2 separate regions of the Homo sapiens genome follow, and region 1 is linked to region 2. Evidence: read pairs that join two places in POLR2A ChIA-PET (ENCODE). Cell type or tissue: Panc1. All regions are shown on one strand. Links, peaks and the distances in the headings refer to the core of each region. The heading gives the core; the rest is flanking DNA. Region 1 has its middle 9.4 kb from the start of LINC02889. Region 2 overlaps LINC02889 (long intergenic non-protein coding RNA 2889).

Region 1 (11,858 bases), core at 803-4,802, 52 kb before region 2:
CTTTATTATTTTCATAATTCTGCCTATTGGGAGTTTAATTTGTTCATCTTTTTAGTTTCTAAAAATAATTAGAAGGAAGATTAGATCATTGATTTGAAATCTTCTTTTATCTATAAGTGCTGTAAATTTTCCTCTAAACACTGCTTTAGTTGAATCTCATAAATTTTGATATGTTGTGCTTGCATTTTTATTAAATTCAAAATATTTTACAATTTCCTTTGATTTCTTTGACCTTTGGATTTCTTGGAAATTACAAAAAAGATAGGAATTTCAAATGTTTTTCTGTTGTGTATTTCTAATTTAATTCAGTTTTGGTCAGAGAATATATTTTGTTCTTTTCATCTTATTGGAACCTGTTTTATAGCCCAGAATCTGGTGTATCTTAGTAAATGTTCTATATGCACTTTAATAGAACATGTATCTTGATAATGTTGGTAGAGTCTTTTAGAAATGTCATTTAAGCAAACTTGTTGGTGCTATTCAGGTCTTTCATATCCATACTGATCTTTCTTTTTTGGTCCAATTTTTCTATCATTGAGAGGGGGGTTTAGAAATTTTCAACTATAATTATGGATTTGTCTTTCACTTCTTTTAGTTGTATCAGGTTTTGCTTTATTTACTTTGAAGCAAAATATTACTTTAGTAATATTGTTTACTTTGAAATCTACTTAATCTGATATTAATTTAAACACTCCAACTTTGTTTTGATTAGTGATAACATGGCATATCTTTTACCATCTTTTTACATTTTATCTATTAGTCTCTTTATATTTAAAGTGGGGTTGTTGTATCCAGCATTTAGGTGGGTCTTGCTTTTAAAATTTTAATCCAATCTGATCATCTTTCCCTTTTTAATTGTAGAGTTAGACAATTTACATTTAATGGATTATCAATATGCGTGGGTTTAAATAGGTCTTGCTATTTTTTTCTGTTCCATTGGTTCTCTGTTCTTTTTTCTTATCTTTTGAATTAAATAATTTATTTCATTTTATCTACATTATAGGCTTATCAATTATACTATTTTTTTTTTTTTGAGATGGAGTTTTGCTCCTGTTGCCCAGGTTGGAATGCAATGGTGTGGTCTTGGCTCACTGCAAACTCTACCTCCTGGGTTCAAGCGATTATCCTGCCTCAGCCTCCCAAGTAGCTGGGATTACAGACATGCATCACCATGCTTGGCTAATTTTCGTATTTTTCAGTAGAGAAGGGGTTTTGCCATGTTGTTCAGGCTGGTCTTGAACTCCTGACTTCAGGTGATCTACCCACCTTGGACTCCGAGGTGCTGGGATTACAGGCATGAGCCACCACGCCCAGCCACCTTATCAAGTATACTATTTTTTTTTTTTTTTTTTTGAGACGGAGTCTCGCTCTGTCGCCCAGGCCGGACTGCAGACTGCAGTGGCGCAATCTCGGCTCACTGCAAGCTCCACTTCCCGGGTTCACGCCATTCTCCTGCCTCAGCCTCCCGAGTAGCTGGGACTACAGGCGCCCGCCACCGCGCCCAGCTAGTTTTTTGTATTTTTAGTAGAGACGGGGTTTCACCTTTGTTAGCCAGGATGGTCTCGATCTCCTGACCTCATGATCCACCCGCCTCGGCCTCCCAAAGTGCTGGGATTACAGGCGTGAGCCACCGCGCCCGGCCTCAAGTATACTATTTTTAATGGTTGTTCTAGGGTATAAAATTGTATCTTTAATCCAGCACAGTCTATTTTCAAACATTGTACCATTTCATATATAGTATAAGGATTTTACGACAAATACTTTCGTTTCCCCTTTGCTAGCCTTTGTGCACCAATGTATTTTGTTTCTGCATGTGGTCTAAATCACATAATATAGTGTTTTGAATTTTGATTTAACCAACTTATTTTCTTTTAAAGGGTTTTCAAAAATTTCAAAAGCTTTCATGTTTACGTATTATTTCCAGTGTTCTTCATGCTTAATTATACATCAAAATTTTCCTCTGGAATTAGTTTCCTTCTTTCCACAAGGCTATTCTAAGTATTTCTTGCAGTGCATGTCTGCTGGCAATGAATTACATCTGTTTGTGTTTATCAAGTCATTATTTCACCTTCTTTTTTTTTTGGTAGAGATTTTTGCTAGGTGTGGAATTCTAGGTTAGGTTTATTTTTATCCTTTCCACTGTCTTCTGGCTTTCAATGTTTCTGACCAGAAGTTTTATGTAATTCTTATCTTTGTTCCTTAATATATAATGTATCCTTTTTCTTTGATTATTTTAAAGGGTTTTTAAAAAATGATTTTTAGTGATTTAATTATGTGATTTTTGCTATACTCTTCAGCTTTTAACTCTTGAAATTAGATTTGTGACTTTTTATCTTTTATCAAAATATTTTTATCAAATCTTTTAATTTGCTTCATCTTTCCTCATTTCCTCTCACTTTCTACTTCTCTGCATAGGGATGTTAAATGAGAATGTGTGACAGTACCTTTGGCCTTTTTAAGAAGGCTGGTATTGTGAGAGGGAAAATTCAACTTGAAAACTATACTTTGCCAAGGTGGCTCCAAGATGGCCAAATAGGAACGGCTCCAGTCTACAGCTCCCAGCATGAGCAACACAGAAGATGGGTGATTTCTGCATTTCCAACTGAGGTACCGGGTTCATTTCACTGGGGCTTGTTGGACAGTGGGTGCAGGACAGTGGGTGCAGTGCACCAAGCATGAGCTGAAGCAGGGCGAGGCATCGCCTCACCAGGGAAGCACAAGGGGTCAGGGAATTCCCTTTCCTAGCCAAGGGAAGCTGTGACAGATGGCACCTGGAAAATCGGGTCACTCCCACCCTAATACTGCACTTTTCCAATGGACTTAGAAAACTGCACACCAGGAGATTATATCCTGCACCTGGCTCAGAGGGTCCCATGCCCACAGAGCCTTGCTCATTGCTAGCACAGCATTCTGAGATCCAACTGCAAGGCAGCAGCAAGGCTGGGGGAGGGGCGCCTGCCATTGCTGAGGCTTGAATAGGTAAACAAAGTGGCCAAGAAGCTCGAACTTGGTGGAGACCACCGCAGCTCAAGGAGGCCTACCTGCCTTTGTAGACTCCACCTCTGGGGGCTGGGCATAGCTGAACAAAAGGTGGCAGAAACCTCTGCAGACTTAAATGTCCATGTCTGACAGCTCTGAAGAGAGTAGTGGTTCTCCCAGCACGGGGTTTGAGATCTGACAGCGGACAGACTGCCTCCTCAAGTGGGTCCCTGACCCCCGAGTAGCCTAACTGGGAGGCATCCCCCAGTAGGGGCAGACTGACACCTCACATGGCCAGGTACCCTCTGAGATGAAACTTCCAGAGGAACGATGGGGCAGCAACATTTGCTGTTTAGCAATACCTGCTGTTCGGCAGCCTCCACTGCTGATACCCAGGCAAATAGGGTCTGGAGTGGACCTCTAGCAAACTCCAACAGACCTGCAGCTGAGGGTCCTGATTGTTAGAAGGAAAACTAACAAACAGAAAGGACAACCACACCAAAACCCCATCTGTACGTCACTATCATCAAAGACGAAAGGTAGATAAAACCACAAAGTTGGGGAAAAAAATAGAGCAGAAAAGCTGAAAATTCTAAAAATCAGAGTGCCTCTCCCCCTCCAAAGGAACGCAGCTCCTCACCAGCAACAGAACAAAGATGGATGGAGAATGACTTTGGCGAGTTGAGAGAAGAAGTCTTCAGACGATCAAACTTCTCCAGGCTAAAGGAGGAAGTTTGAACCCATTGCAAAGAAGCTAAAAACCTTGAAAAAAGATTAGACGAATGGCTAACTAGAATAACCAGTGTAGAGAATGACCTGATGCAGTTGAAACCCTGATGGAGTTGAAAACCATGGCACAAGAACTACGTGACGAATGCACAAGCTTCAGTAGCCGATTTGATCAACTGGAAGAAAGAGTATCAGTGACTGAAGATCAAATGAATGAAATGAAGCAAGAAGAGAAGTTTAGAGAAAAAAGAGTAAGAAGCAATAAAGACTCCAAGAAATATGGGACTGTGTGAAAAGACCAAATCTACATCTGATTAGTATACCTGAAAGTGACAGGGAGAATGGAACCAAGTTGGAAAACACTCTGCAGGATATTATGCAGGAGAACTTCCCCAACTTAGCAAGGCAGGCCAACATTCAAATTCAAGAAATACAGAGAATGCAACAAAGATACTCCTCAAGAAGAGCAACTCCAAGACACATAATTGTCAGATTCACCAAAGTTGAAATGAAGGAAAAAATGTTAAGGGCAGCCAGAGAGAAAGGTTGGGATACTCACAAAGGGAAGCCCATCAGACTAACAGCGGATCTCTTGGCAGAAACTCTACAAGCCAGAAGAGAGTGGGGGCCAATATTCAACATTCTTAAAGAACAGAATTTTCAACCCAGAATTTCATATCCAGCCAAAGTAAGCTTCATAAGTGAAGGAGAAATAAAATACTTTACAGACAAGCAAATGCTGAGAGATTTTGTCACCACCAGGCCTGCCCTAAAAGAGCTCCTGAAGGAAGCACTAAACATGGAAAGGAACAACCAGTACCAGCCACTGCAAAAACATGCCAAATTGTAAAGACCATCGATGCTAGGAAGAAACTGCATCACTAATGAGCAAAGTAACCAGTTAACATCATAATGACAGGATCAAATTCACAAGTAACAATATTACCTTTAAATGTAAATGGGCTAAATGCTCCAATTAAAAGACACAGACTGGCAAATTGGATAAAGAGTCAAGACCCATCAGTGTGCTGTATTCAGGAGACCCATCTCACATGCAGAGACACACATAGGCTCAAAATAAAGGGATGGAGGAAGATCTACCAAGCAAGTGCAAAACAAAAAAAGGCAGGGGTTACAATCCTAGTCTCTGATAAAACAGTCTTTAAACCAACAAAGATTAAAAGAGACAAAGAAGGCCATTACATAATGGTAAAGGGATCAATTCAACAAGAAGAGCTACCTATCCTAAATATATATGCACCCAATACAGGAGCACCCAGATTCATAAAGCAAGCCCCTAGAGACCTACAAAGAGACTTAGACTCCCACTCAATAATAATGGGAGACTTTAACACCCCACTGTCAACATTAGACAGATCAACAAGACAGAACGTTAACAAGGATATCCAGGACTTGAACTCAGCTCCACACCAAGTGGACCTAATAGACATCTACAGAACTCTCCACCCCAAATCAAAAGAATATATATTCTTAGCACCACATAGCACTTATTCCGAAATTGACCACATAGTTGGAAGTAAAGCACTCCTCAGCAAATGTAAAAGAACAGAAATTATAACAAATTCTCTCTCAGACCACAGTGCAATCAAACTAGAACTCAGGATTAAGAAACTCACTCAAAACCGCTCAACTACATGGAAACTGAACAACCTGCTCCTGAATGACTGCTGGGTACGTAACAAAATGAAGGCAGAAATAAAGATGTTCTTTGAAACCAGTGAGAACAAAGACACAACATACCAGAGTCTCCGGGACACATTCAAAGCAGTGTGTAGAGGGAAATTTATAGCACTAAATGCCCACAAGAGAAAGCAGGAAAGACCTAAAGTTGACACCCTAACATCACAATTAAAAGAACTAGAGAAGCAAGAGCAAACACATTCAAAAGCTAGCAGAAGCCAAGAAATAACTAAGACCAGAGCAGAAATGAAGGCGACAGAGACACAAAAAACCCTTCAAAAAAATCAATGAGTCCAGGAGCTGGTTTTTTGAAAAAATCAACAAAATTGGTAGACTGCTAGCAAGACTAATAAAGAAGAAAAGAGAGACGAATCAAATAGATGCAATAAAAAATGATAAAGGGGATATCACCACTGATCCCACAGAAATACAAACTACCATCAGAGAATACTATAAACACCTCTGCGCAAATAAACTAGAAAATCTAGAAGAAATGGATAAATTCCTCGACACATACACCTTCCCAAGTCTAAACCAGGAAGAAGTTGAATCTCTGAATAGACCAATAACAGGCTCTGAAATTGAGGCAATAATTAATAGCCTACCAACCAAAAAAAATCCAGGACCATACGAATTCACAGCCGAATTGTACCAGAGGTACAAGGAGGAGCTGATACCATTCCTTCTGAAACTATTCCAATCAATAGAAAAAGAGGGAATCCTCCCTAACTCATTTTATGAGGCTAGCATCATCCTGATACCAAAGCCGGGCAGAGACACAACAAAAAAAAGAGAATTTTAGACCAATATCCATGATGAACATTGATGCAAAAATCCTCAATAAAATACTGGCAAACTGAATCCAGCAGCACATCAAAAAGCTTATCCATCATGATCAAGTGGGCTTCATCCCTGGGATGCAAGGCTGGTTCAACAGATGCAAATTAAGAAACATAATGCAGCATATAAACAGAACCAAAGACAAAAACCACATGATTATCTCAATAGATGCAGAAAAGTCCTTTGACAAAATTCAGCAGGCCTACATGCTAAAAACTCTTCATAAATTAGGTATTGATGGGACGTATCTCAAAATCATAAGAGCTATTTATGACAGACCCACAGCCAATATCATACGGAATGGAATATCGTGAAAATGGCCATACTGCCCAAGGTAATTTATAGATTCAATGCCATCCCCATCAAGCTACCAATGACTCTCTTCACAGGATTGGAAAAAATTACTTTACAGTTCATATGGAATCAAAAAAGAGCCCACATTGCCAAGTCAATCCTAAGCCAAAAGAACAAAGCTGGAGGCATCACGCTACCTGACTTCAAACTATACTACAAGGCTACAGTAACCAAAACAGCATGGTACTGGTACCAAAACAGAGATATAGATCAATGGAACACAACAGAGCCCTCAGAAATAATACCACACATCTACAACCATCTGATCTTTGACAAACCTGACAAAAACAAGAAATGGGGAAAGGATTCCCTATTTAATAAATGGTGCTGGGAAAACTGGCTAGCCATATGTAGAAAGCTGAAACTGGACCCTTTTCTTATACCTTATGCAAAAATTAATTCCAGATGGATTAAATACTTACATGTTAGACCTAAAACCATGAAAATCCTAGAAGAAAACCTAGGCAATACCATTCAGGACATAGGCATGGGCAAGGACTTCATGTCGAAAACACCAAAAGCAATGGCAACAAAAGCCAAAATTGATAAATGGGATCTAATTAAACTAAAGAGCTTCTGCACAGCAAAAGAAACTACCATTAGAGTGAACAGGCAACCTACAGAATGGGAGAAAAAATTTGCAGTCTACTCATCTGACAAAGGGCTAATATCCAGAATTTACAAAGAACTCAAACAAATTTACAAGAAAAAAACAACTCATCAACGTGTGGGCAAAGGGTGTGAACAGACACTTCTCAAAAGAAGACATTGATGCAGCCAACAGACACATGAAAAAATGCTCATCATCACTGGCCATCGGAGAAATGCAAATCAAAACCACAATGAGATACCATCTCACACCAGTTAGAATGGCAATCATTAAAAAGCCAGGAAACAACAGATGCTGGAGAGGATGTGGAGAAATAGGAACACTTTTACACTGTTGGTGGGACTGTAAACTAGTTCAACCATTGTGGAAGTCAGTGTGGTGATTCCTCAAGGATCTAGAATTAGAAATACCATTTGACCCAGCCATCCCATTACTGGGTATATACCCAAAGGATTGTAAATCATGCTGCTATAAAGACACATGCACACGTATGTTTATTGCGGCACTATTCACAATAGCAAAGACTTGGAACCAACCCAAATGTCCATCAATGATAGACTGGATTAAGAAAATGAGGCACATATACACCATGGAATACTATGCAGCCATAAAAAAGGATGAGTTCATGTCCTTTGTAGGGACATGGATGAAGCTGGAAACCATCATTCTGAGCAAACTATCTCAAGGACAAAAAACCAAACACCATATGTTCTCACTCATAGGTGGGAACTGAACAATGAGAACACTTGGACACAGGGCGGGGAACATCACACACCGGGGCTTGTTGTTGGGTGAGGGGAGTGGGGAGGGATAGCATTAGGAGATATAACTAATGTAAATGACGAGTTAATGGGTGTAGCACACCAACATAGCACCTGTATACATATGTAACAAACCTGCACATTGTGCACATGTACCCTAGAACTTAAAGTATAATAAAAAAAGAAAAATAAAACTATACTTTGCCTTTTTATGACATTGATAGTAAAGTAGATTAAGTAATATTAATTATAGACTCCTAGAAAGTAGGTAGTATACATTTCCTTTCTCAACACAGGACATACTAGAAAATTGCTTTTATAAGTGATCTCTTTGGCTTTTCTGTTTTTCCAATTAATTGGTTATAACCATACCACTTAAATCTTATCTTTCTGAGCACCATGAAAATGCTCATGATTGTAATACTTTTCATAAGCACATGTCTAAAAATGGTTTGTATTTGTATGTTTTTTAGAATATGATGTTTTAAAAATATTTTATGCAGATATCTTTGTGGTTTTTTTATGGATAAACTGTCATATACCATAGTCTTATTGTTTTCTTGTGGATTAATGCAGACTGGACAGATTGAGACTCTGGGTACATTTTTTAGAATAGTTTAAACATATTATATAACATATTGAAACTGTAGAATATTTTTCCAGAACTTTAAGGAAATTTATAATTTTACTGCTTGGCTCTTTGTCCATCAGATTGTTACTTGGTTAAATGACTTTTGATTAAACAAAATACTAAGGCTAATAACCTTGTGTTTCATCCAAGTAAAAATATAAGGATGAGATGTTTTATGTGCTCTAAAATAAGCTAGTTATTTTATTGTCTGGCTGATAGTACCCTGTTATGTAGAGGACTACTTGTTATATTTAAATTGGTAACTGGGTATTTGTGGAGTGTATGAAATAAAAAATGTTTTAATAGCACTGATATGTATAGTACTTTAAAATTTCTTGGTAACTTCCTCAACATCTTATGAGATAAACAGGAGGAAATTACTATTGTGTCAATTTGGTAGCCAGGGCATTAACAATTTAGGTAAATTTCCAGGTCTGTACAAGGAGTCAGGATTAGAATAGCCTTCAGGTTTTGAAGGCAAATGCATTCTTCAAATCCGGGCTTCTGATGAGTCACAGTGGTGAGGAAGAAGCCCCTTTTAAGAGATCCTTACTCTCTGCTATTTCTGTGGGTAGCACTGTTTTGGTTTATTTGAAACCAACTTCCTCATAAATCGTTAAGTTGGAAAGGATATGTGGTCAGTTTATTATTCTTAAAACATATGCAAAGGCATTTGTCTAGTCGTGGAAATAAAGTATATTAGAAGCATCTCTTGTGCAATCTGTACTCTATTGCTCATATTAATTGCTTTCCTACACATTTAAAACTAGGTTTCAAGTGGATGGAATTATTCAGAAAGTTGAGTATATATTATTTGGCTATGTAAATATGCATATATACACATATATTCACATATATTTGAGAGGGAGAGGGAAAGAGTCTGTTTATATGGCCATAACTAAGGTAGTTGGAGGTAGTAGAAATAGTTGTTTTTAGTGTCAGGAATTAGGAAGAAAAATAAGGGCAACAGTGAAAGTGAGCTTGAAATGTCTTTCCTAATGATTGACTTGTTATAAAAGATTATTTCTCATTGACAGAAAAAAAAAGTTATCATTTTATTTTATTTTTTATTTTTATTTTTTGTCCAGTAGTTATTCTTTCTTTTACTTGCATTCTTTGTGTAACCTTGGCCAGGACACACCCTAAATTCTCTCCAACTCTTTTTCTTTTTTTCTTTTACTTTAAATTCTGGGATACATGTACAGAATGTGCAGGTGTGTTACATAGGTATGCATATGCCATGGTGTTTTGCTGCACCTTTTGATCCATCCTCTAAATTCCCTCCCCTCATCCCCCACCCTCCAACAGACCCTGGTGGTGTGTTGTTCCCCTCTCTGTGTCCATGTGTTCTTATTGTTCAAATCCCACTATGAGTGAGAAGATGCAGTGCTTGGTTTTCCATTCCTGTGTTAGTTTGCTGAGGATGATGGCTTCTACCTTCATCCATGTCCCTGCAAAGGACATTATCTCATCCCTTTTTATGGCTGCATAATATTTCATGGTGTATATGTATCACATTTTCTTTATCCAGTCTATTATTGATGGGCATTTGGGTTGGTTCCATGTCTTTGCTGTGTAAATAATGATGCAATAAACATACATGTGCATATGTCTGTATAGTAGAATGATTTATATTCCTTTGGGTATATACCCAGTAATGGGATTGCTGGGTCAAATGATATTTCTGGTTCTAGATGCTTGAGGAATTGCCATAATGTCTTCCACAATGGTTGAACTAATTTACATTCTCACCAACAGTGTAAAAGTGTTCCTATTTCTCCATGGCCTTGCCAGCATCTATTGTTTCTTGACTTTTTAATAATCACCATTCTGACTGGCATGAGATGGTATCGCATTGTGGTTTCTGATTTGCATTTCTCTAATGATTGGTGGTGTTGAGCTTTTTTTTCATGTTTGTTGGCCACGTAAATGTCGTCTTTTGAGAAGTGTCTTCATATCCTTTGCCCACTTTTTGATGAGGTTGTTTGCTTTTTTCTTGTAAATTTGTTTAAGTTCCTTGTAAATTCTGGATTTTTGTCTGATGAGTAGATTGCAAACATTTTCTCCCATTCTGTAGGTTTCCTGTTCACTCTGATGATAGTTTGTTTCGCTGTGCAGAAGAAGCTCTTTGGTTTAATTAGATCCCATTTGTCAATTTCAGCTTTCTTTACAATTGCTTTTAGTATTTTAGAGATGAAGTCTTTCCCCATGCCTATGTCCTGAATGGTATTGCCTAGGTTTTCTTCTAGGGTTTTTATGGTTTGGGGTTTTACACTTGTCTTTAATCCATCTTGAGTTAATTTTTGCATAAGGTGTAAGGAAAGGGTCCAGTTTCTGTTTTCTGCATATGGCTAGCCTGTTTTCCCAGTACCATTTATTGAGTAGAAGAGCCTTTCCGCATTGCTTTTGTCAGGTTTGTCAAAGATGAGATAGTTGTAGATGTGTGGTGTTATTTCTGGGGTCTGTTCTGTTCCGTTGGTCTATGGGTCTGTTTTGGTACCAGTACCATGCTGCTTTGGTTACTGTAGCCTTGTAGTATAGTTTGAAGTCAGGTAGCGTGATGCCTCCAGCTTTATTCTTTTTGCTTAGGATTGTCTTGGCTCTACAGGGTCTTCTTTGATCCCATATGAAATTTATTTATTCTATATTTCCATAAGTTATTGGGGTACAGGTTGTATTTAGTTACATGAGTAAGTTCTTTAGTGGTGATTTGTGAGAAAATACATGCTTTAAAATCTCTTTCAGACATGGGGATTATGATTTTCTCCTAAGTAGTTTACTTTTCTCATATAATAGGAAGTCCAGAGTAGGTGTTTGCTGGCATTGATTTAGCTCCCTGATGCTTCCATCAAAGATCCAGGATCTTTTTATCTTTTAGTCCAATTGTCCTTGTTTTGTTGTCTTTTATCCTTAGGATTGCTGCCTATGGTCACAAGATAGCTTCTGAAACTTCAGTTAATTACAGGATGCCTCATTAAGCAGGAAGCTGGAGGGAATGGGCTATGCCTCTTGTGCCTATCTCCTTTTGTCAGGAAAGCACAATGACAGAAGCCTACCAGGAGACTTCCCTGTACTTCTCATAGCCAGGACTGGACCACATAACTATACCTGGCTGCAAGGGAGACTGGGAAATAAGGAACAAAATTATGACTTGGTCAGTCTAGTCATACTCTATCACCTGTGCCAGGGCACATTGCTACCCCAAGGAATGAAGTGTGAGGGTAAATATTGGCAACAACTAGCAGCATCAGTC
Region 2 (17,547 bases), core at 6,068-10,067:
ATTGCATCGAAAAATAAGACTAGAAAAGTACAAAAGAACAATGGAGAACAAAATAAGATATTTTGTCTTGAAGATGCAATTGCAAAAATTCAGACAGTTACGAAGATGAAACTAAGAAAATCAGAACAAGAGAAAAAAGACAAAAGAAAAAAATTTTAAAAAGATAAACATAGAGGTTCAATCCCAGAAGCTTGACATTGACCTAATATTCTGGGAAATAAGAGAGGGAATTGGAGTGGGAGGAAGTTAGCAATGGAAATATACAAGAAAAGTTTTTAATACTAAAGCACCAGAATTCTTTAGGCCCATTGGGTTCCCAGGATGCTGAAAAAATTTATATCTGAAATTTCAGAACACAAGAAATTTTTTTAAAACTTTATAATTAGGATGTAGTGAACACAACCATATTTATGATTCATAATGTTAAAATGAACCAGATTGACATCAGACATCTCACCAACAATACAAGATCTGAGAAGCAATGAAACAATGCATTTGAAGCTCTGAGAAAAATTCTAGGCTTAGTCACTTGGCAATCAAGTGTGATGGTAAAATATAGCTATTTTCAGACTTTCAGAAACTTTCTCTTATGTACTTCTGTAAGGAGGTTACCTGAAGATTTGCTCCAGTAAAACAAAGGTAAAAACCAAGAAAAAAAATGGGGGAAATATACAGAAAAATAACCCAGTTCTATTGAAAACAAATCCCAGCGCACACATCAATTATATACGAGATCTGGAAAGCTAAGCCCAAATTACCGTAAGGCATAATCAAGATGAGACCCGCAAGGTGGTATCAGAGTTAGTGTCTAAGGTTTCAGGGAAAGGAGAGAAAGAACTAATGACAAGGACAAGAAATGAGACTGCAAAGTTACAGGAAGTAAAGTTCGTTCTGATTGTATGTGATTTTTCTAGGAGTAGTGAAGACTGAATATTAGAACTGAACACTTTTGATAGTTAAGAGACAGTATTAACTAGAAATTACTATCTGAAAGCATGTGACAGCAAAAATACAAAATTAAGAATGGCTTAAAAACAGTTTGTTCTATTCTAAAAAGAACTTCAATAGTCAGAATTTTAATAAAGAATTTCCATTAATTCACAAAGTCCCAGGTTCCATCCAGCTATTTTCCTCTGCTGCCCAAGGGTATGATCCTTGTCAGTATTGTCTGCATTCTACCCAGCAAGAAAAGTGGAGGCAAAGCACACAGCGCTTGCTTTGTGGAGATTTGCTCACCCCATTTCTGTGTACATCTCATTGACTAACAGTCACATGACTGTACCTAAATGAAATTGGGTGTCACTGTGTACCTGTGGAGGTTTGGGCAGGGGGCTGTCTATTTGTGAAGATAATGAAACTGATAATTGAAGACATAAAGGGCCTTTTCCACAGACCCCAAGCAAAAGTTCTTTTGGTGGTAGTTTGTAAAATAGGTCTTAATGGCACATTTTATTCCCTGTTGAATTTCCGTTAAAACTTCCATTGTATTTGTGAAGACACAGGATGCAAAGATTTTTAGAAAACAAATAGAATGGCTAAATCAGGGCATTAGGGTTTTTGCAGAGATCCATGAATTGATAAGGATCTCCAATATTGTTATGAAATAAAATAATATTTACGTATTTATTACTATTCATATCGGTACACTTCTGATTCATAAAATACAATTTCACATAACTGAATTTATTGTAGCTTATTGCATTTTTCATCAATGTCTACTTGTGTAAATAGAATTGTTGGGTATCATGGCTGTGGGGGGCATATTGTCATTTGAGGGTGATCTATGAAAATTTCTGATTTTAGAAAAAGTGACCTCATACTAAAAAACATTGGGAACTACTGTTATCAGATGTTTTGGTAAAGATTTGTGTGTTATTTTTTCTTGGCTTCGTTTCATAAGCTCTGCCTTGTCTTTTTGCCTGAATTATTTCTCTTCTCATGTTGCAATATTTTATTGTTGTAGGGAACCTTATATTGTTTTTGAAACAGGTTGGGTATAAGCATAAAATCTGATAATAGCTTCACGTTCTCTGCAGCCAGGTACTGGCTACTGGGGTGGATAACATTTTAGTATCTAGGAATTGCAAAAGAACTCTCATCTAGGTGTATAAGGATTTCCAAGTTGTTGGGGCAGTGGCCTTTGGATGTATAATTGTCCTTTGAACCCATATTTAATTTCGCCCTTTTCTTGTTTGAAATGGCTTGAAATGTGCATCAATTTTCAACTGGCTTCTAGTTTCCTGGAAATCCTGGTTTCCTGTTAAACCCTTCAGAGTTTCTTCTCACACTCAGTGTGCCCCAGACTTGCAGTGCCTTTAGCTTGTCACCGCCTTACTCATCATCTCTTTTGAATGCTTGGTTTCTTTCCCTCCTTCAGTTTTTCACTTTTGTTCCCTGGATATTTAACATTTTTGTTATATGTGGTCAGTTCTTTAAATCATAAGTGGTACTATTGGCTTGTTTCCCTTTTTTCTTCTACGATGGGGAGGAGATACTAAGTATTTTCCCCTGGAGATCTTTAGTTTTCTTTTACATTTATCTGTAGCCTTCTCTGGGGCTATTAAATGTAGACTTCCTCTCAGTTATCTTGAGTTTCTATGGATTAGCTTGTCAAAATAGTCAAACATAACTGACAAATATACAATCTTCATCTTGGCTTGGGTCAACCCCCTGCTCTTTTATGAGCCGTACTGAGACCTTTGAAGTACTAGTTCCTCTCTCCACTGACGGCTGCTGGCAAAGATGCAGGCAGCCTGAGGTTGATGGCGACATGGGCAGGTATCATTGCAAATAGCTGCGGCATTGTAAACAATGCAGAGTATCTTGCCAACGACTACTCATTGACCTTGTTTGGCTCTGGGAGCAATGAGGTAAGGCTGTTGAAATAAGTTTGAGATTATGAAACACTAGACTACCATCAAAAACATAAAAATAGGATAATCTTTTTCAGCAGAGTATGTAAGAAATTTTCATAAAAAGAAATAATTATCACTCTGTACAGACTGGGGATTTTCTTTTGGTTTGAAGAATTTGACATTTGCTGTGATTTACCAAAATAAGTGTTGATGGACCTAAGCTGAATGTAACCTGAACTGTGAATAGAGCCAGAACTGTGCGGAACTTCCAGTCATCTCCATAGAAATACAGAATGCATAGAAAATACAAGGGTAAGAAGAGGAATCATGTGGAAGAAGAGTAAACATCTGGTATTCAATGTTTATAACTCCCTTTATATAGGTTATGCAGATCTCTTTAGGTTAAGCAATTACCCAAGTGCTAATCAATAGTACAGAAGTCCAAAGAAAGCCAGCTGGAGTTCTGATCAGGAAGTCCATATTCCACAGGAGGCTAACAGAAGTGCTTCTGTTTTTTGTGTTTCAATTAGCAATCCGTATGGAAATTAGCAGATTGAGCAGAAATTTGCTTGTATTGGTGAAGTGGGTGACTTATAAATTAGGATAATTTCACTGCTTGGCAAAATTTTAAGTTTTCAGGAGAAATGATTTCTTTAAAAACATGTTAGAGACATTCTGCATATTTATATGCCAATGGAATAAGAAACCAGTGAGGCCTTACCATACCCTTAAAATAGTGCCCAAGGCTTGATCCCTAAATGGTCCTGTGGCCACCCATTGATTTATGAATTTTTCAAGTTGTCTGGAGCTAACTATCAGGGTACTAGGCCCTGCTTCTGGAAGGCTGTCATAATTGGTTTCAGTTATTTTTTTATGTTGGTGGGGCGGCTGATCACTTAAAAGGACAATGCTGGCATTTCAGTGAAACTACAGTACAGGTTGTTTTTTGCCTGCTTGTTAATGAATGTTTATATAACTGTAAGTGTGGGAGAATTTTGTACGAGACTTGCTTTCGTTACAACTTGGCAGCTCAGTTTTACTGAATGGTTAACTTCCAAATCAACCTGAGAAAACATAAGAACAAAGAATGTATTATTGGCTAGGCCTATCATTTAAAATGTTAACTATTTTAAAGAACTAAAAGTATGCCATTTTCTTTAAATTTTACTATATCTTTGATTATTAAAGGTGAACATTATTTGTGTTAGCCATATGTATTTTTATTTTTCTGAATGTTCAGTTCATGCTCTTAGTTGAATTATCTTGTATATATTTTATCCAGCTTGTTTTTACTATTTAGGTTTCTGAGGTTTTACGATGGGCAGAAATAAAAAATTTTAGATCTTTAAATCTAGTAATCTGTTCCTTTGTTTTTGAGCTTATTATGCTTTTCTTTTTCTTCTGTGAGTGACAAATTTGCTTATTTAATTTTATTTTTTATGTTATAATATTTGGTGTTTTTTTACATTTTACTATCATTATTTTGGAATTGTTCGGAACTGTTTCTCAAACAAATCTCCTTCTCATTCATTTGGAAGGCCTCATTTATTACTTTCTTGATTCTTACGTATTTGACAGTACCGTGCTCTTCACCTCGTTAGAGCTTCATAACATGTTAATATTTCGTAGTGCTAAACTCTCTTCTCCCATTACTCTTCCTTTTCAAAATGCTCTTAACTCTTCATCATTTATTCTTTCACATTAAATCTAGAAATATTTCAAAAGAAGCCCCCTTGACATTTTGGTGTAATTGCTTCACAATTATAAATTTGAAAAGATCTAACATTTAATAATAGTCGATTTCCTCATCCATGAACAGGGAAAATTTCACCATTTGTTCATGTTGTTTAAATGAATAACTCAGAAAGGACGTTCATGGTTCTTGCTCATTTGTTTAAAAAGACTATTTCTATATATTTGTCGTCCTTGTCTACTATTTTTGTTCTATCTTATATTTTAACCAGCTATTGCTGACATGCCAAAGAGTGATTGCTCTTTTGATTTTATCTGGTGTCTATCTGATTTACTGAAATTTCTTATGTAGTCTAATAACTTTTCAATTGATTATCTTGAATTTTCTAGGTAGACTAGCAAAATTCTTTTTCCTTTATATTTTGATAATAGTTGAAAATCCTAGAAAAATTCAAAATACTGGGATTATGAGCATCCTTTGTCTATTCCAGATTTTAATGTATGGGCTGCCTAACAGTTCCTCTCTTAAGCAAGCAAATAGCTGTTTTAGGTAGATTAATGTTTTTGCATATAAATAACATCCTTTTTCATCCTGATGCTAACAAAAATTTTAAATCAGAAATGGGGCTGACTTTTATCAAAATGATTTTTAGCAGCTGTTGAGCTAATCAAATGTTCTGTGTGTTTGTTTTGGGTCTCTTGATATATTACATAGAGTTCCGATTATTAAACTCCATTTATCCAAGGAGATGTTTCCAAAGCTAAAACTCAATGAACCCAGCATACCTTAACACTTTATTAAATCTCTCATATAGATATCATAATATATATATAACAAAAGGAAATTTTACTGACATGTTTCTTTGTTTTTCTTAAAACAGCTCCTCAATCATATCAGATATCTAGAAAACAAAGTTGAATTTTTTTTTTTTTTAATATTAAGGCTGAACTTTCCCCACCCTTCATTTGTTTATTTGTTGCCTTAGGCTTGGAAATGGGTATTTTGCTTGGGAAGATTTTTCTCTTTTCAATTATATTTGGAAATTTTACTGTTTCACAAAATGGCTTGCCAATGTTTTTCTTTCACATAGCTTATTCCTTCTCATACCGGTTTCAGGAAATTATCTGTGGCCAACACTGTTTTGTTATTTTTGTTAGCATGTGACTCACGTCCTCTGTCTTCCTTCCTTCATTTAGTTTTTAAAAAGCTTAAAGGAAAAGACCAAGGGATTGAGTCTATGTAGCAATGACAACAATTGAAAAAAATACTTGTGTAAATGCTAAGATTAAAAGAATCATTATTTAACTAATAATCTTCAATTTTGTACAAACAAATTATATGTAACCAAGGTACTTTGTGAGCTATCAGGGACTTAGACTGTTATCTTTTAAAATTGAAATTTGCAGGCTGAGGTTGTTAATACCATCTGTTTAGGGAAAGTCCACATTAATCACTTTTTTTTTTCTTGGGGCTCAGCTTTTGTGTTCCTTGGCTGTAGCATTCTGTACAAATTCATTATAAGTGAAGGAGATGAAGAGAGTCAGTAAAGGTTTTAGAACATCTCCTCACTAAATAGCATAATGAAAAAGCCTGAAGACTAGCTAGTATAATGAGAGAACATGAATGGTCAGATACATCATTGCAGAGTACAAAATACCTCTCTTAATACAGGCACTTGTGCCATTTAGTCATGGACCAAGCATCTAGAAGATATTTCGTGGGTAGACTATATGTACTAGCAACTAGTATTTGAAAATAGTTTTGATTAAATCCATTAAAACTCAGGGACATGAAATAGGAGAATCTGAACAGTTACTAAAATGGGGAGGTCAATCACATTATGAGAAAAAGAAATTCAACATTGTTACTTATTTTTTTAACCTGATTACAGTTTATAGTTTAAAAACAGTAACAACTTCTGGATGCTATGTCAACTAATGAAAAAAGGGAAGAGAAATGTGGTTTTGAATCCCCTCTGCCATTTATCTATGTGGTTGGGCAAGTCAACCTCATTCATTTGCAGTTTTTGTATTGGTGAAATACAGATAATGATAAACATCTATCTCATGGAATTGTTTTAATTTTTTCTTGAATCTTCATGTGTAAATATACATGTGCATATGTTTATATATGTATATGTATGTATGTGTGTGCATGTGTATATATATATTCTCTAGCCCGTTGTTATTCAAAGAAGTTCCAAACTAGCAGCATGGGCATTACCTATGAACTTGTTAGAAATAAAAATATCAGCTCTACCTAGACCTAATGAAAATCAGCATTTTAACATGGACCCCCCCAGGGGCTTCCTTTGCACATTAAGTATAAGAAGTGCTGCCCAGCCTAGCACAGGGCCTAGCACAGGGTGGTGTCCAGTTAGTGTAGTTTTCTTCTTTCCAAATTAAATGAGTTTTAACCCATGAACTTGACTACCTTTGCCATAAAAAGAAACAAAAACAACCCAACAATAACAACTATAACCACAAAATACAAGATTGATGTATTCTCTCATTTGAGCTTATTTTTGGTAGTCCTCCCAAACAGAAAATATATATACATATATATGGGATTTCCTTCTCTTTGACATTATTTATGCTGACCTCTTGAAACAGAATGTTAAAATTGAATTTTGAGCAAGATACCAAGAAAAAATAGAGATGAATTTCACAAGACAGATCCTAAATGTAGAATTCATCAGTTCCGTAATTCTTGGACCCTTCACCAGATGGAAGATATAAGACTGAGGTAGAGTGTGGATTGGAAGAGAGTGGATTTCAGGGGAGAAGGTATCTTTGGAGAAAGCTATGTTATGAGCTATACACCTTGGAGGCGGGGTGCCTGCTCCCTATCATCAAACCTAATGATGAGGCTTCCAAGGATACTTGGGCAATTTCATATGTTGCTCCCGCATTGAGGCTTTTGGTAGTGTGGCTCCCAACAGGTCTATTTAAAGGGCAAAAGATGCTAGCTGCTGCTGGTAATGAAGCCAGTAGAAGAGCAATGTTGGGATTTGCCTGTACTTCTAAAAATTGTTGGGGCTAAGGGATGTTTGTTTGCCATGGAACCAGTGCTGTGCTGAAAAACTGATTCTTAAAAAAAAAAAAAAAAAAAATCCACAAAAGTAGTCCTCTTCCCATCCTCAATTTTTAGCACTTCTGGCAGTGTATATAGGGAAGTTATAACCTACCTGAAGCTGTTAATTTGACATCATTAAACGTGGAGTTGGGCAGAAACAACCACAATCGGCTCTACTGAGCTTGTAGGAGCTGGCTCCAGCACGCAGAGAGCTAAAGACTTAAAGTGACTGTAAGACTGTTTATTATCCAAGAGTCAGTCTTTGACCTGGTGCTAGAGGAAACTGCTCCTATTGAATAAGGTTTAGAGGACAATTGTGGGGATGAAACTATCATATTTCAATTAAGTCACGTATCGTCCTGGGTCAGTATAGTAGTCATACACATATAATACTTTCAAGTTTCAGCTGCCAGCTAGAGATTCAATCTATAGGTCAAACTTCATTCCACACTGGGTATTCTTTCTGATACTGCCTTAACAATTTAGATGTGTTTTGTAGCATCTTGTATAGTGAGTCCTTAACAATTATTATGTTCTTGTGAACTCTTGACTTTTTCCTGATGCCTACATAAATGTTCTCCTAAGACCAAAGACTGTTTCTTGTACTACCTGTTTTTTTTTTTTCTTTTTTGAGACAGGGTCTGGCTTTGTTGTCCAGACTGGAGTACAGTGGTGGTATCGCAGCTCACTGAAACCTTCCCCACCCCCTAACCCCCACCCTGCCGGCTCAAGGAATCCTCCCAGCTCAGCCTCCCAAGTAGCTGGGACCACGGGTGTGCACCACCATGCCTGGCTATTTTTTGTGTGTTTTTAATAGAAACTGGGGTCTCACCATGTTTCCCAGGCTGGTCTCGAACTCCTGAGCTCAAGTGATCCACCCGCCTTGGCCTCCCAAAGTGCTGGGATTACAGGCGTGAGCCACCATGCCTGGCCTATTTCTTGTACTTGATGTAACTTTTCCTTCTCCACTAAAATCTTCCAACCTTCACTTCCTATTAAAGAATATGGCTGACAGCTGCTTGTTAAAAGAATGGAATTAAATTTTTATTTTCAGTGACTTTTTTGTTTTGTTACTAAAGCAGAAATAAATTTTAAAAGCACATCAAAAGAGGAGAAAGACATTTCTTGTATGAGCCTGGCAAATTTGGCCCCTTAATATGGAACATATTACAGGGAAAAAGGATATTTGCAAACCTTTTTATGTCGTATTCTTGAAAATGTCATGTTTGCAATCTAAAGGGCTACTGAAGATAAAATGTTAGAATTTCTTGAGTATGTTAGGTCAAGCTGCCTTCCCGGTAGTACCAAGGTCAGTGCTGTGTGCCTAGCCTTCCATACATAGTAGGTGCTTAACAATGTTGGATAATGTTCTCTTACCTCTTCCATAATGAGAAACTGAGATTATAATAAAATAAAATTAAATGTACATATTTAACAACAGTCACCAGAATTCTTCTTAGAAAGAATTGGAAATGTTACTTCAAGAGCCCATCCAATAGGAAGTTGGATTCCCAGAGCTTTGGTATTGGCTGGCACCAAGGTTCTGGGGAAAAGGCAGACAGTGCCTATAGCTATGAGAGACCGGGAAAGAACCTGTTACTTCTTCAGAGAGGGAGAAGGACAATGAGAGAATGTATAAAATGAAGCATGGAGAGAAAAACCAACAAGATGATGAGAGCTAGGATTACATAAAGTGAAAGGCCAGTGGCAAGCCTGGTGGGGATGTAACCAAATGAAATTTTAAGATAGATGATACCTATTATTTCATTTGAAGTTGATTTTTGTGGCTGGAACATGAACTCTTTTCTGCTCTATTCCAGGAATCATTTAAGAAAGTCTACCATACCCTCAATTTTTTTTTTTTTTTTCTTGAGATGGAGTCTCTCTCTGTTGCCCGGGCTGGAGTGCAGTGGCGCCATCTCGGCTCACTGCAATTCTCCTGCCTCAGCCTCCTAAGTAGCTGGGATTACAGGTGCCTGCCACCATGCCCGGCTAATTTTTTGTATTTTTGGTAGAGATGGGGTTTCACCATGTTGGCCGGGCTGGTCTCCAACCCCTGACCTCAGGTGATCCACCTGCCTCGGCCTCCCAAAATGTTGGGATTACAGGTGTGAGCCCCCGCGCCCGACAAATAATCCCTCGAATTCTTACTGTGTTTGCTTATTTATTTGTTCTGTAGAAATCAGAGAAGATTTGTTTCAAGTTTAGGTTGGAACAGAAGAGAGAGAGCAAGTGTGAAAGCAGAATTCTAGATCAAGAAGCCACAGATATAAAGATCTTCACCCTCCTTCCCCATGCCATATGAGCGGGTAGAGAACATGGGGAGGTTTTTATTTTTTATATTTACAAAACCCATGGACTTGTTTGGAGATGAAAGGATAAGTGAAATTAATGGGGTGTTGTGTAACTGACATTTGGGTTACAATCTCATTATTGCCTATGTTTATATTTTGGTTTGACAGTTCTTCCTTTTGAAAAAGATCTATCTCTAATAGACTTACTATAAATCCCATGCATACATCACACCAGCCTTTTTCTTAAATATTCTTGAGGTCAAAGTATTAGGAATTTGGAAAGCATTTTCTTGGGAAAAGCTTAGCCCAAACAACATCTTGATTCATCAACTTGAATGGGAAAATTTTTGAGCAGCAATTTAATGGCAGTGAATAATTATAATCAGCTGCCTATATTGGCAAGTATGGCAAAATGCCTGACATCTGGATCTGCACGGCACAACATCAAGATCTTCACACACTCAAAATTAGGAATGGATGAGTCAGTGCAATCCAGCATTATTGTGCATATACAATAAAATCATCCTAACATAAAAACTATTCACTATGAAGAAAAAAGGAGAAGACTTTTTGTAAGCTACTCAGTATTTTAAGGCTAAAAATGAACTTCCTAGATTAAATCTTCCTTTCTATCTTCCCAGTCTTTTTGTTGTTATTTAAATATCCACATCATATGTCAGAAGACTGACAATGCTAAATGGTGGCATGACTGCTGGATCATATGGTAAGAGTATGTTTAGTTTTATAAGAAATCACCAAACTCTCATCCAAAGTGGGTATATCATTTTGCATTCCCACCCTTAATGGAAAGTTACTGTTCCACATCCTTGCCACCATTTGGCATTGTCAGTCTTCTGGATTTTGGTCATGCTGATTAATGTACTAGTATCTCATTATTTTAATTTGTATTTCCTCAATGAAATATGCTGTGGAACATCTTTTCATACGCTTACTGACCATCTAAATGTCTTCTTTGGTGAGGTATCTCTTAAAGTCTTTGGTCCATCTTTTAATCGGGTTGTTTTCTTATAGTTACGTTTGAAGAGTTCTTGTATATTTTGGATAACAGTTTTTTATTAAATTCGTTTTTGTAAATATTTTATCCCAGTCTGTGGTGTATCTTTTTCTTTTCTTTACAGTGTCTTTCACAGAGCAGAAATTTTTAATTTTAATGAAGTCCAGCTTATTAAGTGTTTCTTTCATGGACTGTGCTTTTGGTGTCATCATCAAACCTGGTGTCATCATCAAACCCAGTGCCCTCTAGATTTTTTTTTCTATGTTATCTAAGAATTTTATAGTTTTGTGTTTTATAGTTAGGTCTGTGGTCCATTTTAAGTCAACATTTATGAAGGGTATAGAGTTTGTATATAGATTCATTTTTTTATATGTGTATTTACATTTGTTCAAGCATCATTTTTTGAAAAGACTATCTTTTCTCTATTGTATTGTCTTTGCTTTTTTGTCAAAGATCAATTTACTGTATTTATATAGGTCAACTTTTGAGCTCTCTGTTCTGTTCCATTGATCTGTTTGTCTATTTTTCAACACTATTGTCTTGATTATTGTAGCTTTAGAATTAGTTGCAAACTGAGGTATTGTAAGTCCTCCAGTTTTGTTCTTCTCCTTTAATATTGTTTTGACTATTCTGAGTCTTTTGCCTCTCCATATAAACTTTAGAATTGGTTTGTCTACATCTGCAAAATAGCTTGCTAGCATTTTTATTGGGGATGCATTGAATCTATAGATCAAGTTGGAAAGAACAGATATCTTGACAATATTTAGCCTTCCTATCCATGAACATGCAATATCTCTACGTTTATTTAGTTCTTCAATTTTTTTCATCAGAGTTTGGTATTTTTCCTCATATGGATCTTGTACATCTTTTGTTAGACTTATACCTGTTGCATTTTTTTGGTGCCAGTGTAAGTGCTATTGTGTTTTTAATTTCAAATTCCACTTACTCATTGCTGGAACATAGAAAAACAATTGCTGTCTGTATAGTAATCTCATATCCTGCAACCCTGCAACAAAGGCTTATTAGTTCCACGAGGCTTTTTGTTGTGAATTCCGCACCCCACCCTCCAAATTTTCTACATAGACAATAGTGTCATCTATGAAAGAAAGGCAAGTTTTATTTTTTATTTTCCAATCAGTATACTTTTTATTTCATTTCTTGTCTTGTTGTATTAGTTAAGACCTTCCAGGACAATGTTGAAAAGGAGTGGTGAGAGAGGACATCCTTGCTTTTTTCCTGATTTTACTTGAAAAGCTTTTCATCATTAAATATGATGCTAACTGTAGGTCTTTTTGCAGTTATTCTTAAACAACTTGAGGAAACTCCCCTGTACTGCTACTCTATTGAGGGTTTTTATCATGAATGGGTATTGAATTTTCTCAAGTGCTTTTTCTGTGTCTGTTGATAAACAATATGCTTTTCAGGTGCACATGAAACATTTACCAAGATAGAATGTGTATTAGGCTATAACATATGTCCTAACACATAGAAAAGAGTAAAATCATGCAGTTTGCTCTCTGATCACAACAACTAAATGGAAAAAAACTAGCCAAAAGATATATGAAATACCTTCAAATTTGAAAATTAAACAACACTTTTCATTAAAACAACACAAGGTCAATGAAGAAAAATCACAAAGTCAATAAAAAATGTAATGAAATGACACCTAAAACACAGAATATCAAATTTTGAGAGATGCAGCTAAAGCAGTGCTTAGATTAAAAATTACAGTTTTAAATGTTTATTTGAAGAGAAGGAAGTAGGCCAGGCACGGTGGCTCACGCCTGTAATTCAAGCACTTTGGGAGGCCAAGCCGGCTGGTTCACTTGAGGCCAGGAGATTGAGACCAGCCTGGCCAACATGGTGAAACCCTGACTCTACTGGGAAAAAAAAAAAAAAATTAGCCTGGTGTGGTGGTACTCACCTGTAAACCTAGCTACTGAGGAGTCTGAGGCATAAGACTTGAATGATGGGGGCGGAGGTTGCAGTGAGCCAAGATTGCGTCACTGCACCCCAGCCTGGAGGACAGAGCAAGACTCTGTCTCAGAAACAAACAAACAAACAAAAAGTAGAAGGAAGTATAAAATAAACTCTCTAAGCCCCATACTTAAGTAGGCTAGAAAAGAGAAGGGCTAATTAAACCCAAAATAAGTAAAAAACAAAACAAGGCCGGGTGGGGTGGCTCACACTTGTAATCCCAGCCCTTTGGGAGGGCAAGGTGGGTGGATTGCCTGAGGTCAGGAGTTGAGGCCAGCTTGGCCAACATAGTGAAACCCCCTCTCTACTAAAAAATACAAAAAGTTAGCTGGGCATGGTGGCGGGCGCCTGTAATCCCAGCTACTCAGGAAGCTGAGGCAGGAGAATCACTTGAGCCTGGGAGGCAGAGGTTGCAGTGAGCCGAGACTTTGCCATTGCACTCCGGCCTGGGCAACAAGAGCGAAACTCCATCTCAAAAAGCAAAACAAAACAATAAAGATCAAAATTAGTTAATTAAATATCAATGAAACAAAAGCACATTCTTTGAAAACATCAATAAAATTAAAAATATATAGGGGTATTCATAAAGAAAAATGAGAAAAGACAAATTACTAATATGAAACATGAGTGACTACAAATCCTAGGGACATTTAAAAAAGGATAACCAGGAGAAGTCAGCAATCCCTTTATACCATAATCAGACAGACATAAAAATAGTATAGGCCAATATCCTTTATGAACATAGGTACGAACACTCTTAACAAAGAATCAAGCAATATACAGAGAAGATATTATGGGCAAGTTGGATTTATTTCAGAAGTGGAAGATTGGTTTCATGCTTGAAAATCAATGAAGTTCACAGAATTAACAAAGGTGAAAAATCCTTTATAAAATTATCTCCATGGATGTAGAAAAATACGTGGTAAAATTTAACATTCATTATAAAAATTCCCAGGAAACTAGGAATTGAAGAAAACTTTGTTACCTGAAAGTGTATTTAAGGCATCTGTGAAAATCCTGTAGCTAATATCATCTTTAGAGGTAAAAGGTTAAATGCTTCCTCGTCTAAGATCAGAAACAAGGCAGAAAATGAACTCTTAACTCCTATTCAACATTTTACGGGAGTTCTTATCCAGTGCAATAAGGCAAAACAACACTTCATATTTAAAAGAAAGAAGTAAAACTGTTTTTTATTTGCAAACAATATAATAAACTGTGTAGAAAATCTGATAAACAAAAATGCTATTAACATTGACAAGTGAGTTTAGGTTTAGCTATCTGTAAGCAGCAGTGGTAGCTTACCCTAACTGTGATTTGAAAGTAGAAATAACAGAATCCAGTTTATTCAAAGGCTGATTCTCCAATGACTACTTATTCTTCATTTGATATCTAATTTTGAATATACCATATCTCATGTGCACACAATTGAATTAGTTTTTTTATCTATACAGAAGTTCTCAACAACCTGACCTCAATCCTTGTAGATTGTTAGCTGTGTAGATTAATTAGCTGATAAAAACATTTGGTAGAAACATTTTGGGTTCATGAAATTTAGTTCATATCATACTTCCAATCCAAGAACTAGATACTGATATTTATATTTTGAGGGGAAATGCAGTGGGATATTAATTTATTAAAGATAGAATTTCTGATAGTGAAAGTTATAATTTCCCACTTTGGAAAACATAGACCAAGCATTTTTTCTGGAATAGAAATCCACATGTTGGTATTTTTTTAATAAGCAGCATTTGCACTTAGTTTTTTGGCCAATGCCAGATCTGGGAGTTAAAAATACACTTAAAACACACAACTTGGGAGAACGCAGCATGGTGTTAGCATAACCAACAGAAAAATGTCTTCATTATTTAGTTGCATTGATACTTGTTTATTTACATCATTACTCAAATAGAACATTTTAAAGGAGACTAAACTCCAAACATCTGTGGACATTCCCTGCATCTGTTTCTGAAAATAATCGCTGTGCATTTATTGTTTACATCAATTGGCATGGAGTCTCACTCTCTCAATATTTACATATTGTAAATCTGCCAAGCTGCCTTAGAGTACATGATCATCACATTTGAAGGGATAAAAAACTAAAGATGAGAGTTAATGATCAGAAATTGATAGAGTTAAAAGCTTCCTTGTTGGAATGAGATGAAGGATTTTAGAACCTACCAACAAAAAGAGATTGGTGCCTTGTCATTTAATGACTTCTGTTTTATTGCAGCATATCCACATATCCATGAAAGTATGAATCAGATTTAAATGCAGAGAATCAAGAGCATGGTAGCATTTATAAATATTTGAAGGGTATAAATGTCATGAAGAAGCAAACTTTAACATAGAAAATGAAAAAATGTTGGAACTTGGAGCACAGCCATATATTTAAGGCAAATGGAAGTGTAGTTCAAGTATGTAGAAGAAAAATTGTTCCATGAATAATCATTTATATTATTTTGATTTAAAAATCAGTATATTAGAGGACATGCTATTTTTCCTTATGTACATCCCTAAGGTCTCCTCTTACTCTTTAAATTTTAAAGAGCTCTGGCCCATTTAGAAGTAAACAGCTAAGTGAAACAGACATTTGAACCTCACAAAGCTAAACTATAGCAGATTAATTGGGCATCTAACCATAAAATATTCCACATGAATAGAAAAAGCTTTTTGAAGATAAAGTTCTGGTGCCATTGTTAATGAGACACTGGAATGTTTACAGGAGGGGGGAGAGTGGCAGTTTAATATGCTTCATGACTAGATAAAACCTATTTCCTTGTGTATAACACAAGCAAATAAATAAGGCATTATTTTCACACATTTTCAGAAATACCTGTCAGCAGGTGCCTTTAATAAAAGGTTTTTTTGTGTCTTCACTTTTTTTTCAGAGTTAATAATTTGTTTACATGCCCTTCTTCTTTCAATATCCTTGTAGCTTCTGGTGAACCACTATACCCCTAAAATAGCTTATCACTTTATCTTAAAAAAATTCATGAAAAGTGAATGAGCAACTGAAATAAAAATTTTTTCTTTTTACCATAATATGCTGGAAATCATGGCAACAGCCAAAGTAATTTCAACCATAAATTGTTCTAACCTGAACAGTTAAAGAGGAAGCCCCCATCATTCAGTATCAACTCAGCCATATCTTGATTCTGTAAATATATTTAGCTACTTTCACTTTTCCATGAGATTGATGTTACAATAAATTTCTGTTCCTATAATCAAGACTATTAGTAGTTAAAGAAGAAAGCAGTCTTAACATGGCTCTTGGCAGAGTTCTCTGGGAGGTGGAAGAGTAAAGTAGAGGGGTAGTTGCACCTGAAACCTACTGGATCCTAATGAGAGCAGAAACCTCTCTTAATAGGTCAGTACAGAATTCACTGAACATTCAAAGGTAGTTTGTGGAGAGTCCCTTGATCCATCACAGCCATCCTAACTCCCATGCTCGAGACCTTTTTCTTATGTGCCCAAGTATAGTAGGAGGAAACTTTTTAAGATCAGTGAGAGATAGTTACTTCAACTGTGGCCTAAGAAATATATCCAGGGTGATAATAAAAAGAAGCTCATTATTAAGCTTTCTGTAACTCCTTTTGTTACTTAAAATATGTTTCTATTAGTTGCTATTCAAATTGTTGTATTTCTAAATCTCACAGACTAGATGATTTTCGAGTTAATTCATATAGTTCTAGGAAAATGACCCGTAAAAGAAACCTCTAAACCCAAATCATGTAAGTCATCTATGTGTGTAGTTTTGGAAAACATCATTAAGGATTCTTCTATTGAGATTTTTTGAAAGAAGTCAGTATTTAGATTGGTGCCTAGTATATATAGAACTTACAATTTATAGTATTCAATTGATATCAGACATCAAACAATCTTCTAGTATCTGTGTTGAAGGAGTATGACTATTAAGACATACAAAGTCCTTTTTTTTAAAAAAAAAAAAAAAAAAGGAATCAAAGCAGAAAACAGAAAATTCAGTTTTAAAATGCATGGGAACTTAGTATCTTGCAGCACTTACTGCAAGGAATTTTATAGCCAGGGGTGCAAGATAAGTGATCCTTCGGCCTTGGCTTCCCAAAGTGCTGAGATTACAAATGTGAGCCCCTATGTCTGGCTGCATTATCTTATTAAATTGTCCCAAGACCACTATTACTCCAGTATTATAAATGGAGGCTTATAGAAGTTAAATAATATAATAAAAATTCAGGGAATAGGGTTCACTTCTCCAGAGATTATTAGAGAGCCTGTAGCTCTCTACATCTGTAGCTATGCCTTAAATCAACCCACTGGTATTCAGGAGATCTAGTTGTTGTTTTTATTTCTGTTTTTTTTTTTTATCAATGATAAAGGACAACTGACAAACTTCTAGTGGGTGCATCCTTTGGTTCCCAAACCAATGCTTTATTATGGATCTTATTATTATTTTACTTAAAATGTGCATATAAATAGAGTTTTTAGAACTCTAACATGTTTTGAATATTAAAATAATAAAATGAATTGGGAATATTTCCTTTTTTATGATCTGGGATTATTTAAATGACATTTGAATTGTCTATTTTATTTTTTGATATATAGATGGAACTAAGTCAGAAAACCAAGTGGTCCTCGTCTGTTTTTTTACACGAGGAATTT

The links. ChIA-PET counts read pairs that join two places held together with the same protein. Peaks named below come from ENCODE experiments on the same cell type or tissue, not always from the same donor. Only the 100,000 strongest peaks of a DNase experiment are listed, where the experiment ranks them.
Region 1: POLR2A ChIA-PET joins it to region 2 with 11 read pairs; 2 of 35 experiments call an interaction of 5 or more read pairs at or near these places.

Annotation. Positions count from the first base shown.
Region 1 is chr7:17,562,338-17,574,195 of GRCh38, reverse strand. No RefSeq gene overlaps it. Among named protein-coding and RNA genes, the nearest start is that of LINC02889, 9.4 kb to the right of the region's middle. In Panc1, for the core only: no CTCF peak of the experiment used is centred there; no DNase peak of the experiment used is centred there.
Region 2 is chr7:17,509,756-17,527,302 of GRCh38, reverse strand. The region is part of intron 1 of LINC02889 (long intergenic non-protein coding RNA 2889); the gene reads left to right. Among named protein-coding and RNA genes, the nearest start is that of LINC02889, 40 kb to the left of the region's middle. In Panc1, for the core only: no CTCF peak of the experiment used is centred there; no DNase peak of the experiment used is centred there; H3K27ac peaks cover 668 bases.